Linked DNA regions of Homo sapiens: region 1 is linked to region 2. Evidence: chromatin loops called from intact Hi-C (ENCODE). Cell type or tissue: chondrocyte. All regions are shown on one strand.

What was found. Hi-C counts contacts between places; a loop is a spot of excess contacts. Peaks named below come from ENCODE experiments on the same cell type or tissue, not always from the same donor. Only the 100,000 strongest peaks of a DNase experiment are listed, where the experiment ranks them.
Region 1: a loop joins it to region 2, with 4 times the contacts of the local background. A loop is called at or near these places in 7 of 110 quality-filtered maps.

Annotation. Positions count from the first base shown.
Region 1 is chrX:102,860,515-102,868,514 of GRCh38, reverse strand. It overlaps ARMCX5-GPRASP2 (ARMCX5-GPRASP2 readthrough), which reads right to left. Exons shown (of 19, transcript NR_146584.3): 13 at 3,363-3,473. It overlaps LINC00630 (long intergenic non-protein coding RNA 630), which reads right to left. Exons shown (of 12, transcript NR_146589.1): 4 at 3,363-3,473. Among named protein-coding and RNA genes, the nearest start is that of RAB40AL, 73 kb to the left of the region's middle. In chondrocyte, CTCF peaks have their summits at 4,389 and 4,590 (motif pointing right); no DNase peak of the experiment used is centred here.
Region 2 is chrX:102,514,204-102,522,203 of GRCh38, reverse strand. It overlaps TMSB15A (thymosin beta 15A), which reads left to right and starts at 5,465. Exons shown (of 3, transcript NM_021992.3): 1 at 5,465-5,538; 2 at 7,024-7,140. The coding sequence starts at 7,041. In chondrocyte, CTCF peaks have their summits at 4,503 and 4,702 (motif pointing right); a DNase peak (open chromatin) is centred at 5,653.

The sequences.
Region 1 (8,000 bases), 350 kb before region 2:
GTGGGGGCCAATATTCAACATTCTTAAAGAAAAGAATTTTCAACACAGAATGTCATATCCAGCCAAACTAAGCTTCATAAGTGTGGGAGAAATAAAATACTTTACAGACAAGCAAATGCTGAGAGATTTTGTCACCACCAGGCCTGCCCTACAAGAGCTCCTGAAGGACGCGCTAAACATGGAAAGGAACAACCAGAACCAGTCACTGCAAAAACATGCCAAATTGTAAAGACCATCGATGCTAGGAAGAAACTGCATCAACTAATGGGCAAAATAACCAGCTAACATCATAATGACAGGATCAAATTCACACATAACAATATTAACCTTAAATGTAAACAGGCTAAATGCCTCAATGAAAAGACACAGACTGGAAAATTGGATAAAGAGTCAAGACCCATTGGTGTGCTGTATTCAGGAGACCCATCTCACGTGCAAAGGCACACATAGGCTTGACATAAAGGGAAGGAGGAATATTTACCAAGCAAATGGAAGCAAAAAAAAAGCAGGTGTCAGTTTATTTTTGATGAGTTTAATCTAATTGGCTGCATATTTTGTGACTTATTTATTTATATTTAGTACTATCTTTTCGAGATTTTTTTTTTCAGTCAATAAATTTAGACTTTGCACTTCTAACTAGCTTGATACAGCTCCAGACAAAGCTAAGAGTCTAGGTAAGCAGTCAATCTGGTTGTGGATTGTATCAGAAAAATGACTTTAGCAACTTATTTAGAGAGGCTATGCTCAGGTTCCCGCATCCATAAAAATTGGTATAATAACACTCATTCCCCTTTTATTTTGCAGACATCATAAAAATACATAAGATAATTAAAGGAACCCAAATATATGGGAATAAACATATAAACCTGAGGTAGGACTGTTATTATAATGATGATAAACAATGAGCATATTCAAATTCTGAGTAATTAATACAAACTGTCCAAGACCATTTTTAAATATTGCATGCATATGGCAACTTGGAAAGCAAGAAGGAATCACAAGCTGGGCTATTGGGAAAGTTTGAGAGTCCTAATCCTGCCAGAGGCACTGCAAGGTGTAGTCACTTGCAACATTCCTGTCTGACAGCTCCCAGGTGACTAGATAGATTTGTGTCTTTCCCACCAGCCTGTGCTGAAAAAGTCTTCCCTGTTATTTAAAAACAGGCATGGTTCCTCTCACTTCTGGTAGGAGCAAAGGCCAGTGGCCTGATGGGACAAATAACCTTTCCTTCTCTGACCCCAGAAAATATCCATATTAATTGGAATTGAATATTGAAATGTACCACCTTTGCATACGTCTAAAACTTGCAGCCTCTGGCTTCATTATGAGTCAGATGCCAAATGGGAAAGATAGTGGGTGGGTCCTGAAACAAGGCTTTGAGTGTTTTCTGCATCTCTGTGAGCAGCCAGGCTTTCTACTGCTTGTACCATTAAAGTTGAATATAAAACTGTCATTTAAAAGAAAGAGTGCCAGAGCATCTCTTTCCTTCCCCACTGTATTGTGGGTCCATTGACACTTCCATAGAGCTTCGAAGTCCCCTTTCTGACAAGGTTTCTCTTCCAATTATTTTCTTCTTCTTCAGCTTTGAATTTATTCTTGTTCATACTTATCTCAGTTGCAATTTTTCATTTATCTGCAGGTTTATTTGATTAGTGCCTTCCTTGCCAACCAAAGAGTAAATTAGAATAAATCAGGGGCTATATTTATTTTTACTAGGGCTGCCATATTTATCACAGACAAACAAGTAAACAAATAAAATAAAAAGTTACAGGACACTCAGCTAAATTTGAATTTCAGATAAACATGGAATAATTTTTAGTATAAGAATGTTGTTTATCTAAAATTCAAATTTAACTAGGAATCCTGTATTTTATCCTGCAACATTTTTAGTCACAGTTTACCTTCAGGGCTTATCATAGTATTAAGAACATTGTAAGAGTTCAATTAAAATGTCTTGAATGGATGAATGCCAGATTGCAGGGAGGAAAGTATCATAACATCTTAGACAGTTGCAAATACATAAGATTGCATACTTGTATACTTATAATCCATTTCCAAAAACACTTCCTTAAAGTAAATTTTCAAAAGCCAGGAACAACCCATAGAGCTCATAGATAAAACTTTTGCAGAGTAGTAGTCAGTAAAAATGTCATACCACAATTCCACCATCAACATATTTTCGATTCTCCTGATATCTATACAGAAAAGGTAACAAAAAATCATATACACATCACATAATTAACTAAAAACCAAATTTGAACCAAAAAGACTCTCTTCATTTTTTACAGTGTTGATTGAAATACAGTAGGCAAAACTTACAAAATATGTAGTTGTAAGTAGAAACATTCACTAGAGATCAAAGGGTGTAGAAATAGCCAGGAAAACTGGCAAATAACCCTCATAAGGTTTTGAGTGTACCTCAGATATTGTTCTTTGTCATCATTGCTATAATTGTTTGACCTAATTGCTGTCTATAAATTAAAAAGCAGATTATTGTCTTCTCAGACCGTTTTCATGTTTCTCTTTTCTTTCATTAATTTCAACAAATACTGAATGTCTATTGTGTGTAAGACAATGTCTAAAACAAAATAAAAATCCGTGTACATATGAAAAAAAAATATGGTACTGACCTGGTCTTCTGTTGTACCACAGTAATGACCAAACGTTTTCATACAAAAGAATTGATGCATATGTTTTACATAAAAATGAATGCATATAGGGCCGGGTGTGGTGGCTGACGCCTGTAATCCCAGCACTGTAGAAGGCCGAGGCAGGCGGATTACGAGCTCAAGAGATGGAGACCATCCTGGCCAACATGGTGAAACCTCGACTATACTAAAAATACAAAAAATTAGCTGGGCGTGGTGGTGCGTGCCTACAGTCCTAGCTACTCAGGAGGCTGAGGCAGGAGAATCGCTTGAACCCAGGAGGCGGAGGTTGCAGTGAGCTGAGATCACACCATTGCATTCCAGCCTGGCAACAGGCGATACTCCGTCTCAAAAAAAAAAAAAAAAAAAGAATGCGTATAAAGAGTGCCTGTGTCCTAGCCCTTCTGCCTCTGTCCTGTAAGTCCAAGCAATGATCATTCCTCTTCCCCCTTTCCCTCATCGCTACATCAGGATGTGCTTGTGTACAAAATTTGATTGCATCTGATCACTTCCACGTCTTCCAATTGTGGCAATGGCATGACAGCAGGTCCATGACGGAGTCCAGGACCCACCCTATGTGATAGGATGTCAGCATTAACTAATTTCTTCAGTCCTCTGTGGCCGACCTCACATGCCTCCCCTTGGGGAGTTTAAATGGCACAACTCTATGTGTGCCACTATGTCAATACATATCAAAGGGTACACACCACTTACATAAACAATTTCCCTTGTAGAAATTCATCTTCAGAATGTAGTGAAGAATGTTGATAAGCATCTGGTTATAAGGACTGCCATCCTGATAATTCTCTTTTGTCACTTCTGAGCCTGAATTTGGGAAGAGAAACCAAATGAGACACAAACCCACAAAAGGGCAGAGGGAAATGTGGTTGTCAGCATACACACACACACACACACACACACACACTCACTCACACAAACTGAGACATTTATCATGTTGTGTTATATTTCTCCTAAGACAGCTTGCTGGACTCAAGGAAGACACATTCAACTCACTAGCGCAAATAGCCACAGGAATTGTGCCTGTAACTGTGCCCTTCAGCAGTGCACAGACTCTGAAAAGATGCCATCCACACAGTGTAGATAATAGGAAATATCAGGACAGTCTGAATAACAAGAAGTTGTGAAAATTGATTATGTTACATCCATAGGATGGAATTCCAGAAGGCAACAAAAACGAGTTATAATGAAAGTAATGATGAGAGATGACTTCTTGTGTACCAAATTAATGATTCTCATTATTTCTAATGTGTGGAGAACTAGGTACTTTCATACTGTGATATAGGCAATATAAATTAGTAATAGTATTTTGAATTGATTATTAATATAAAATGTTATAGTTCAAAGGGTTTTAAAATGAAACTTTTAGGAACTTACTATAAATAAATGCTTACAAACATATTTGCATATACACGAGCATGGCGTTAAGTACATTATTTTCGGTCATAGAAATGGTAAGGGAACTAAATTTTCATTGCTATAATACTAGTGAAATAAATTTGAGGGTATCCACACAATGAAATACATAGTCCAAAAAAAAAAAGTGAGATTTTGTGTTTAAGTATTTTAAGATGTTATCACAGACGTATATTTCCATGAAAAGATGGTTATAATAAGGGCAAACTTGGGTTACAAAGATAATAAAAGATCTGCATCCATTTTAGCTTACCCAGGTCTCCAGCTATTTATCCATATGTCTCAAAGCATTTAAAATATATATTTATTATTCTGACATAGTTTTCTCTTCCACATAGTAAAAGGCTCCATTTTTTTAATGGAGGCTGTCAGTATTCCTACACACTGGGAATGCCCAATTTTCCACTCAGACTTCTAGAAAACTCTGTAGGGCGGGGCTTGGGCCACAACTCCTCCCTCCCACTTTCCTACTGTGATGTTCAAGCTGCATGCAGTTCAGGCTTCAGTCACGAGGGGGCACCACCGTACCACCATTGTCAAACTTCTCCACAGACGTGTTTGCATGGAGCAAAAAAAAAATACCTCACTTAAAACCCAGGGTATGAATTTACATATAGAATGACTCTAATTCTGTCAGAATAAAATTGATAAGTGTAAAAGAAGACAGTAAAATCCTCTACTCTGGGGCATCCATAAGATGAAACATGAGATACCTCTGGTGCACACTGGCAGCCCGTGGCAGGCAGAATTATTGTAATTTGGTATATTTTTGAAAGTTTAGTGACTATGTATATTGCATTTTATGTGAATTATCTGTTCATATCTTTTGATGATTTCTCTACTCATTATTAAGACTTCTTCCATATCAAGGATATTATGTATTAACCATTCGAAATACTAAATATAGATAGCAAATAAACATATGAACTAGTGAAAGACTATACAATTTCTGTGTTTAAAAGCAATACAACAGAATTGAACACAAATGAGCAAAGACATCAATCATATCAATAACAATAAATTGGCTTAACTCATCTATTAAAAGTATTTCAGATTGCCTATTGAAGAAAAATCCAAAGCTGTGCTTTTCCAAGTGATACACGTAAAACAAACGTATTCATATAGGTTAAAAATGTAAGGATAAATATATACTAGGCAGTTGACAATATAAAGAAAGTAAGGGTTACAATCTTGATAATTAAAAGAAAAAAACTGAGACCAAAATGGATTTAAAGAGACAAAAAAACACAGTTGATAAAGTCAAAGGCTACAATTCACAAGGAAGATGGGAGCTACTCATATATGCAGTCATGTGGTAAAAATATTGATAGAGCAAAAACTACAGTAGTGCAAAGAGAAGTAGGAAGAAGCACACCATTTAATAATAGAAATTCTACCACATTTCCTATAATCCAAAAACGTTCAGGTGGAGAAAAATTTAACAACTGTAGAGAAGACTTAAGCAACATAATTCCAAGGGTAGATCTTACAGATACACTTATTCTAAATTGTGAAGCCTAATATTAGGCAACACACCTACTTTTCATATAAACATGGATCATTCATGAAAATTGACTCTATCTGAGGCTATTAAACAAAACTTGCACCCAAATGGAAATAGATTAAAGTTGCAGAATTTGGTGCATATAATCATAATGAAAACAGAGGATGTACGAATTTAGCTAGAGTTGCTATCAGAGGCTATTTTAAAGCATTAAATACCTATATCAATAAAAATGAAAATGAGTTAAACATTCAATTCAGAAAGCCTGATAAAGAACCACAATGTAAACTAAAAGAATGCAGACAAAAAGAATACTTAATGGTAAAATTAGAAGTGAATATGTAAAGAAATAACATCTCAGCACAGTTGGGATGAGAAGGAAGCAAACATTGGTGCTGTGAATAATGTGTCAAAAACTGTGCTGGGATCTGGAGGAGGGTTTCCTCTTGAACTCCTCACAATGCTCTCTTGAGTATAAGAATCAAGTTTGTGTGTGTGTGTGTACATATAGACATATAATGTTAAATTAGCTAGTTGGAGGACAAGAACACCTATAGTATTAATGTGTGTGTGTGGTTGTATGAAGACAAATATGCAAAAGAATACTATATTTTGTCTAGGGACGCTCTCATATGTAGTAAAGTAATAAAAAAAAAAGTGGAATAAATACCGCATTCTGGATATTGATTATTTCTAGGAGTGAAGAAAGGGTCATGGAGGAGTAAAGTTTTTCTTAACTTGGATTAATTTTATAGTTCTCTATACTTTTTATCTGAAATATTTCATAAGTAGCAGGGGTTTTAAGGGATATAGTGTTTTTTTCATAAGTATAATCCATACTCAGCAAAGGCTTAATATTGGGCCAAGTAGTGAAGTTAAAAATACCAGTCCCATCATAAACTGGGCGCAGTGGCTCACGCCTGTAATCCCAGCACTTAGGGAGGCCAAGGCAGGTGGATCACTTGAAGCCAGGAGTTCGAGACCACCAGCCTGGCCAATACAGCAAAACCCGTCTGTACTAAAAATACAAAAAAAAAAAAAAAATTAGCTGAGTGGTCAATATGTTACATGTATGCCATTTCCAATCAGATGCATTGTTTAAGAACTGAGGCTGATCAACTGGTAAAGGGTTCAGTGGGAAGCAAATCTGGGGCAAGGCACGGTGGCTCCTGCCTGTGATCACAGAATTTTGGGAGGCCGAGGAGGGAGGATTCCTTGAGCCCAGGAGTTCAAGATGAGCCTGAACAACATAGTGAGGTTCCATCTCTACCAAAAAAAAAATTAAAAATTAGGCAGAAGTGGTGGCACACGGCTGTAGTCCCAGCTACTCAGGATGTCAGGTGTCTCACACCTGTAATCCCATCTACTCGGGAGGCTGAGGCAGGAGAATCAACTGAACCCGGGAGGCAGAAGCTGCTGTGATCCGAGATCACGCCACTGCACTCCAGCCTGCGTAACACAGCAAGACTCTGTGTCAAAAAAAAAAAAATTAATCCTATCATGGTTGAAATTAACATTGGGCTATGTTCTTTGGGATTTATTTTGTGTATACGTGTATGCACATGCACACTGTACATGCATTACATATACAACTCATATAATAATTAAAATACCATATGTATAGTTTAGTACCCTGTATTTTTTGTTATTTTAGTTTTCCTTTTACCTTAAGTACTAACATGTGGATGAGGCATTCTGGTTAAATTACAAGGTAAAAGATATGATACAACTTTGCTTTTTTTTTTTTTTTAAGGTTCTTGCTCTATCACCCAGGCTGTAGTACAGTGGTGTGATCACAGCTTACTGCAGACTTGACTTCCTGGGCTCAAGCAGTCCTCCCACCTCAGCATCCTCAGTAGCTGGGACTACAGCCATGTGCCATCACTCCTGCCTAATTTTTAAAAATTTTTTGTAGAGATGGGATCTCACTATGTTGTTCAGGCTCATCTTGAACTCCCAGGCTCAAGGAATCCTCCCACCTCGGCCTCCCAAAGTTCTGTGATCACAGGGAGGAGCCACCGTGCCTTGCCCCAAATTTGCTTCCCAATTAACCCTTTACCAGTTGATCCAGCCTCAATTCTTAAACAATGCATCTGATTGGAAATGGCATACAGGTAACATATTGAATAATATGATATGTTTGGGTCTGCTCATGAGATTTCTATAGACTTCCTTTAATCTATATATCAAACACTGTCCAACAGTTAATTCATTATAGGTTCATGAAACATAATACCTGGCCATGTATTCCTACTCCTATTATTCACCCTTTTGATAGTTAAAATGAATAATAATAAAATATGCTAACAATTATAGGGTATATAGTATTAATAGATAAATTGCTTACTATAGATCATACAACCAAAAAGTGATGGTTCCCAGGGTCAAATTCAGAAACTTCTTGCCCCAAAGCC
Region 2 (8,000 bases):
GATGCTATCTGGTTATTTTGCACACTAGTTGATGCAGTTTCTTCATAGTGTCATTGGTCTTTAGGAATAGTAAGGAGGTCATGGATGGGGCAAAGTGAGTGAGGAAGAGAGTAGATAGATGGGTCAGAGAAATGATGGTGAGCCAGAAAATGTGTTTTTTTTTTTTTTTTAAGGAACGTTGACTCTAACTCTGAGGAGAATAAGGTGCCTTTGCAGGACTTTGAGTAGAGGAGCACCATGATTTGATTTATATTTTTAACATAATCACTTTAGGTTCTATGTTGAGAATACAAAAACTAGGGAGCAAGAGCTGAAGTAGAGAGATCTGCCAAAAACTACTCCAGTTATCCAGATGAGATATGATGGTGGATTAGACTTTATGCATACAAATGGAGATGATAAATGGTTAGATTTTGGATGCATTTTGAGTGCAGCCACAATAATTTCCTGATGGATCGGATGTGTAGTGTAAAAGAAAGGGAGGAATTGAGGATGATATCAAGATTTTTGACATGACCATATGGATGATGGAGTTGCCATCAATTGAGATGGGGAAGGCTGTAGGAGGAGTGGGTTTTGGAGAAAAGATTAGTAGTTTAGTGTGTGACATTTTGCATTTGAGATGTCTATAAGACATCTGAGTGGAGGTGCTGAGTAGGCAGTTGTATATATCAGACTGGAGTTTAGGATGCAGATCTGGCCTGCCGACATGAATATAGAAATTGTTAACATAAAAATGTTTTCTATAGCTACTGGACTGGGAGATATCACCAGGGAAGTGTAGATAGAAATGAGTAGAAGAACAGGGACTGAGTCCTGGGTCACTCCCATTTAAACAGGTCTGGGAGAAGAGGAAGAGCTAGTGAGGATGGATAAAATAGGAGAGTGCAGTGTCCTGGAAGCCATGCAATGTAAGTGAAGTGAGAAGAACTCACTCATCAACTATGCCAAATGCTGCTGATAGTTCAAAATGAGGGATTAAGAATTGACCATTGTATTGAGCCATGTGAAAGCCATTCATGACCTTGACAAAAGTAATTTCAGTTGAGTGGAAGAGGTGAATACCTGATTGGAATATGTTCAAGAGAGACCAGGAGAAGAAAAATTGGAAATAGGCAACTGTTAAAAGAGGATGACAGAGTAGTCACACTGGATATCTGAGGAAATAACTTTCTTGACATACAGAATAGATATTGTAAGGGCCCTAACACAATAGTGAGCATGGCTTGTCTGAGGAATAAGAGGGAGGCCACATCTGGAACAGAGGGAATGAGAAATAGAATAGACAGAGAAAATGGAGGATAAGGAAGGATGATTTTTGGGGATCCTTCTTGATGCTAGATTGATGTAGATAGAAAGCCTAGGGGATTGTGGTCTTAGGTCAGGAGTCCTGGTTCAAATAATGCCTTACACTGAACATGAAAACATATATCATATGTAACTGTAAAAGATTTCCATCAAAGGGGAACAAAGAAATGGGGTAATGGTAGGTAGAAGGATTGAAGTCAAGAATATGTACACATAAAAAGAATGTGTGTATATATATAAACATATACACATATATAATAATGTGTGTATAGACAGATAGGTAGATAGATAGGAAATAAGAGTACAATTGTATCCTGAGAGAAACGATACAGTAGAGAGTACAATATTGATGATGCTAGACATAATGGAGAGAAAGATGGTAGCAACGTCACTGAATTGGTTTGAGAGAAAGAGATCTAGTGGGAAAGGAGGGGAACTTTTAGACAGGAGTCTGGAAATTTCATGTATGATATCAACAGGAAAGTCATATATATGTAGGCAGGTGCAGGTAGGTGAAGTGATGTGGTGGTAGGGTTCCGTGATGGTTAATATTAAGTGTCAACTTGATTGGATTGAAGGATGCAAAATATTGTTTCTGGGTGTGTCTGTGAGGGTGTTGCCAGAGGCGATTAACATTTGAGTCAGTGGACTCGGAGAGGCAGACCCACTCTCAATCTGGGTGGGCACCATCCAACTGGCTGCCAGCGTGGCTAGAAAAAGCAGGCAGAAAGTGGAATGAGCAGACCTGCTGAGTCTTCCGGCCTTCATCTTTCTCCCTTGCTAGATGCTTCCTGCCCTCTAACATCAGACTCCAAGTTCTTCGGCTTTTGGACTCTTGGACTTATACTAGCGGTTTGCCAGGGACTCTCGGGCCTTTGGCCACAGACTGAAGGCTGAACTGTTGGCTTCCCTACTTTTGAGGTTTTGGGACTCAGACTGGGTCACTACTGGTTTCCTTGCTCCTCAGCTTGCAGATGGCCTATTGTGGGACTTCACTTTGTGATCATGTGGGTCAATTCTCTTTAATAAACTCCCTTTCATATACATATATCCTATTAGTTCTGTCCCTCTAGAGAACCCTGACTAATATAGGGTCTGTGGAAGTGTTCTTCTGAGGGCTACACTTTTCTAGTATAAATAGAAAGCAAGAGAAGAGTTGGGATGGAGAGGTGGTATAGAGAGTTTGATGGGAGAGAAGCTATGAAGTAGTAAGTTAAAATAGTCAGAAAGTTAAGGACCAGAAGGTCTAAAGAATGAGTGCCTATTAATATTAAGAGTCTGATTTAAGTTAATAGTCATGAATTTAAATTGAAATGAGTCATGTAGTTATGTATTTTCCTTTGGCCAGATTTCTCTTTGTAGGCTCAGGCTTGTTGAAGTGTAGTTGAATTTAGCCAGGGTTGTTATTTTTCCTATGAAGCAATACAAACTGAAAAGGCAGGACAGTGGAGGGTATATGTAGATAAGTGATTGTAAAGACTGAACATGACATTTGAGCTAGGGAAGGAGGGGAGAGAATACAATAAAGGGAAGAAGAGATAGTGAAAATCTGATAAGATCAATGCATTGGAGATTCTGGGGAGACCAAAAGAAAGGTGCAAAATGAGTTAGCTGAAAAGAGAGGAGGTTATGGTCAGAAAGAGGGATGTTTAAAATTGAGATTATGGAGGGTTTCCCATAATTATAGTGACAAGGGCTAGACTATGGCTGTGTGAGTAACTGAGGTGGAGTTGAGGACGATGTTATGGGGGAGAAATGTTCAAGGAACTGAAAACGCCAGTTTGTCAGAATTATCATTCTTGAATTTACCAAGAATTAAAGCAGGACAACTACCTTTGAGAATGACTGTGTTGTAGGAGCTAAAATTTTTGAAAAATGAGTGGGGAATAGTTGAATTTTTATTTTTTATTTTTTATTTTTTGAGACAGAGTCTCACTCTGTCACCCAGGCTGGAGTGCAGTGGTGCTATCTCCGCTCACTGCAAGCTCCGCCTCCCGGGTTCACGCCATTCTCCTGCCTTAGCCTCCCGAGTAGCTGGGACTACAGGCTCCCACCACCACGCCCAGCTAATTTTTTTTGTATTTTTAGTACAGACGGGGTTTCACCGTGTTAGCCAGGATGGTCTCGATCTCCTGACCTTGTGATCCGCCCCCCTCGGCCTCCCACAGTGCTGGGATTACAGGCGTGAGCCACCGCGCCCGGCCGGGAATAGTTGAAATTTGTTATATGTCAACAACAAAGGCTAGTCAATGACATAAGTTGTCAAAAGCTGGAAGTTTTTAGGGGGGTAGGAGGGGAATTGCTATCTAAAGACAGCAATGAGAAGCAGCAAAGTCCCTTACATAAGCTTTAGGATCTGTGGTACAGTGGTGGTAGGAGTGAAAAATCATCTGCTCCTCATGAGTGGGCTTCAGGGGATCTGGAATCCTCATGGAAGGGGAAATTCAGAGAAGAGGCTTAAAATATGGAGGAATTACCGAGGGTGTATTGTGTTTTATTAGTAGAGGAGCGGTGAGAAAAGTGAACTAAAGAGCGGATGTGGACACAACCTTATGGCAGTTAGAATATAGGAGTTGAAGGGTGTCTTGGGGTGACTCGCACAAATGGAGATAAATGTCATCATTAGATAAGTTCTAATGATTCAAGGCAGACCAGGGTGGCAGGATTTTGAGGTTTGGGCTATGGAGGGGTGGTTGTCTGGAGCTTCCTGTCAACCCCAAGTGAAGTAAGGGGTGTGGTCTTAGCCTTGGATCACTTGTTCAAACAATGCTTCATTTTGCTCCTGGAAACAGAAATCACATTAATCTGTAATGACAGAAAAATACGCTGAAAGCTACACATCACATTCAGGATAGGACTACCCCTGGGCAAGTGGGAGGGGGAATGGAAATGAAGTGAAGGTCAAGGAAACCTCAATTTTTTCTGTAACGCTTTTAGTCCTTAAAAGAAAGACAAAGTAAGTATACCTAAATGTTAACAACATTGAAATCTGTGTAGTGAAAACACTGGTGTTTATTATATTTAATGCCAGGAACACTGTAGGTACTCAATGAATATTACTTGTTGAATGAGCATATCTTTCTGTTTTAAAAGTTTCTCCAACAAACATACACAATTCTCAAATTAACACAACGTGCTACAAAAGCAAAGAAAAGGGAATGAAGTAAGCTGGGGAAGCCTTGAGAAATCCTTGTGGAAAGAGTGACTTTCGATCTATATAGATCTATACCACCACACATGGGGTGCAAGCTAAAGACATAGTTCTACCTCCATCTTACCTTAATGCTCTAAGGTTCTGGGTGAGTATCCAGAAAATGATCTTGAACGTTTAGTCCTTTCAAGTAAATACCGAATCCTCAATTTTCTCTTCCAACAGACACTGGGTGGTGCTATTGTCCAAAACTTCCACCCATCACGTATTTATTACTTCAATCTATAGACATCTCCACAACCAATGTGTCTTGTGGGCCAAAGTGCTAGGGATTAGGGATATAAAGGTGAATAGCCTCAGTTGTTCTGTGATTATTATAAACTGCTATCGTGTTCAGTGGCCGAGAAAGCTGCGAATGTGACTTTTACATTTCATAGGAGAGCACTACTGTCACAGAAATGTCCAGTTGTAGGGGTGAATGGCCCTGAACCACCCACCCTCACTATGAGCACCCCTACTCCACGACCTGGCCAAGGATTAGAGCAGACAACACCGAGCCCCACTTCCAACCTACTGTTAGGTTATCACAGCATCCTTGGGCCCCAATGGCTATAAAAAGCCGAAAGAGCCTAAATACCGGTCATTCAGCTTGGACCTCGGAGTTCCAGATGTTCTAAGCTCACTGGGCGAGATGTGTCTGCTTATTGCAGAGGCCTCTGTTATTGTGAAAGAGTGAGTGTAGTCAGGATGAAGGGTATGTGGACCCTCAGGACTAAAGCAGTGGAAGAGGCCTGGGAGGTGGGGCCTGGGGAGGCGGGGTCGGCTCTGACTTCACCAAGCCCCGATCCTAGAGGAGAGGGTGGACGCGGGCTCTGTACACTCAAGCGGAGGAGGGGAAGGGCGGGGTGGGGGGGGGGGGGTGGCGAGCCCGGAAACCTTTGGCCAATCAGAGAGGGCTGGGGCGGGGCCTGCTGGGTGGCTTAGCACTGCAGGGCTCTGCGCGGGAACGCTAACCTGGTCCGGAGCGAGTCTGGGTCTCAGCCCCGCGAACAGCCTTTCACGAGTCTTCAAGCTTTCAGGTGAGGACCTGCGGCCTCGCAGGAGCCAGAGGACCATGGGGATGGGAAGGCGTCAGGGTTGCGAGGCGGGGGATGCCGCGCCTTCGGGAGCCAGAGGAGCCGAGGTTGGGGCTGGCGCTTCGCGTCTGCACCGCCGCCCGGGCGAGCGAGTCCGCGCCTTTGTCTTCCAGGGGGCCGCCTTCTGCGCTCGATGCCGAGCCCTCCTGGGGGCCGGTCCCTGGAAACAAGGCCCCGGGGTTGGGAGGCGGGGAGCGCGGACCCTTAAAGGGACCTGTCCGCAGTAGCTGCAGGTCGGAGGCTTAGAGGATGAGGAGTTTGGAGGCCGCCCGGAATGGGCCCCCTGGGGCTTGGTCCTCATTCCTTCTCCTCCCGTGGCCGTTAGGCTGGGCGCCAGAAAAAGCTAATAGTTATTTTTAAAAGTATGCAAACTGCTCTTGACAGACTGGCCTACGCACCCGGCCCTGCTATTATTTATTTGTTAGTTCCAGTTTTCCAGCTCTGAGCTTGGCGTCTAATGGCTTGGCAGAGGAGGGTCTTAGGGTAAACTCGACGGAATGGAGGCATGTTCGGCACTTCTGGCTGCTTGGGGGCCTCTCCATTCTACCCCAAGCACTAGACATAGTATCTTACTGCACGAGGGTGGGGCTGGGCTTGCGAATGAGAACTCTGCCCTCCGATTTCTGGGATATCCTATTGTCTCTTCTGGACAAACTCGGGACGCTTACAGGGCACCAGGCATTTCGTCAGGTCCACAGCCATGCACCTCTAAGCCTCATCTCTTTACCTCTCTCTTTGCAGAGAAAACATGGTGAAACAAGACTCGCTTTTATTTGGTTTATCCCATTCTGCTGAAGTCCTGGGTTTGATCCTAGTTAGCTGTCCCTTCTTACAACGTTTATACACCAATGCCACAAGGAGCTATTATGAGACGTGTATTGTAATGCCTTAATGTACTGTCATCTTTGGGCATTTAAAATAGAAAGAAATTAGTACAACTTATGCCACTCTTTTTTTTTTTGTGCTGCTCCCCGTCTCCTAAAAAAAAATGCCAAAAAACAAAAGTAATTTAATAGAAAGTGAAGATGCTCGAATAGTGCTATCTCCTGTTACAAAATCATTAACTGGTTAAAGCCAGTCTTTATTTTTTATTCTGTCCCTGTCTGCTCTTGTGCTTCTATCACCTCCATTTTACCCTTGCTGTGATTTTAAGAGTCAGACATATTGGCTCTGGGTTTCTGGAGAATCTTGGTTTCTGGTGCGTTCTGATCCAACGGCATTTACTGCATATCAAAATGGGCTAATGATGTGGAGTTAAAATTATTCTAACAAAAATATAACTTTTCTAAGATCTGTTGCTGTTTTTCTGTTGAAAATGAGCGGGTAGAATATACATTGATATGAAATATGAAAATTTTTGCTTGTGACCCCTTAGTCCGAAGACAGTTCTGCCAGGTAAGTTTTCTTAAAAATGTTTATTCTTTTCAGGCTATCTTCTAGTCAAGATGAGTGATAAGCCAGACTTGTCGGAAGTGGAGAAGTTTGACAGGTCAAAACTGAAGAAAACTAATACTGAAGAAAAAAATACTCTTCCCTCAAAGGAAAGTAAGTCATGGGGGGTTCTAGTGGAAACACACAGTAGAGAAAGTTAATAGGTTCAGTAAATAAACCTATCTTCTAGTAAATTTTTGCCACAAAGTAAGCAATAATTAGAGTACCATGGTGTTTAATGTAACAGTTAAAAACATCAAATAGTCATCTTCCTACTTGGGTTATATAAGTAGTTCTCACATAAGTCTTAATAGGAATGGGGGGGAAAACTAGTTTCTTGTTGGAAAATTACTAAAAACCACCTTAAAAATCAATCTTGGAATATTGGATTTAGCACTAGAAAAATCTTAGTTTTGTTCACTTTATGCTTATTAGACATTTTTCTGCATCCATCAGTTTGGGTCAGTGGTCTTATACCTAAAGATCCATGCAAACTTTGCAGTTTTGGCCTTCTCTACCTGATGATGAGATAAAGACAATGAACAAGTTTAGATCTTGGGTGCACGTAGGGCTCACAGACTCAAGGGATAAGTGATCAGTTTTGCCCTCCAGAAATACAGCCTTCTGGAGAAACTCCAAGTGTTTTTGCAAAAGTTGAGGGGAACTTTTTGTCTTGTTAGCTTTGAGAGTTCCAAAGTTAGTCAAAATTGTCTGAAAAGGTATAACTTCCTAGTTGTATATGGATAGATAAATCCGAAGAAATTGCTTCGTATCTCAGTCTTGAATCATCTAAGAAAAAATGGCAACAGCATGTCTCTATCTCTTAAATGGGAGAAAATCCTCCACAGTTATAGATTGTAGTGAATATTCAGGTAGTTAACACACACACATACATGCACACACCCTAATGTGAGGATTTGTGGTTAATGCCTTGGCATTCTAAATTTAAGGCATGTATGCAGACTTCGATGACT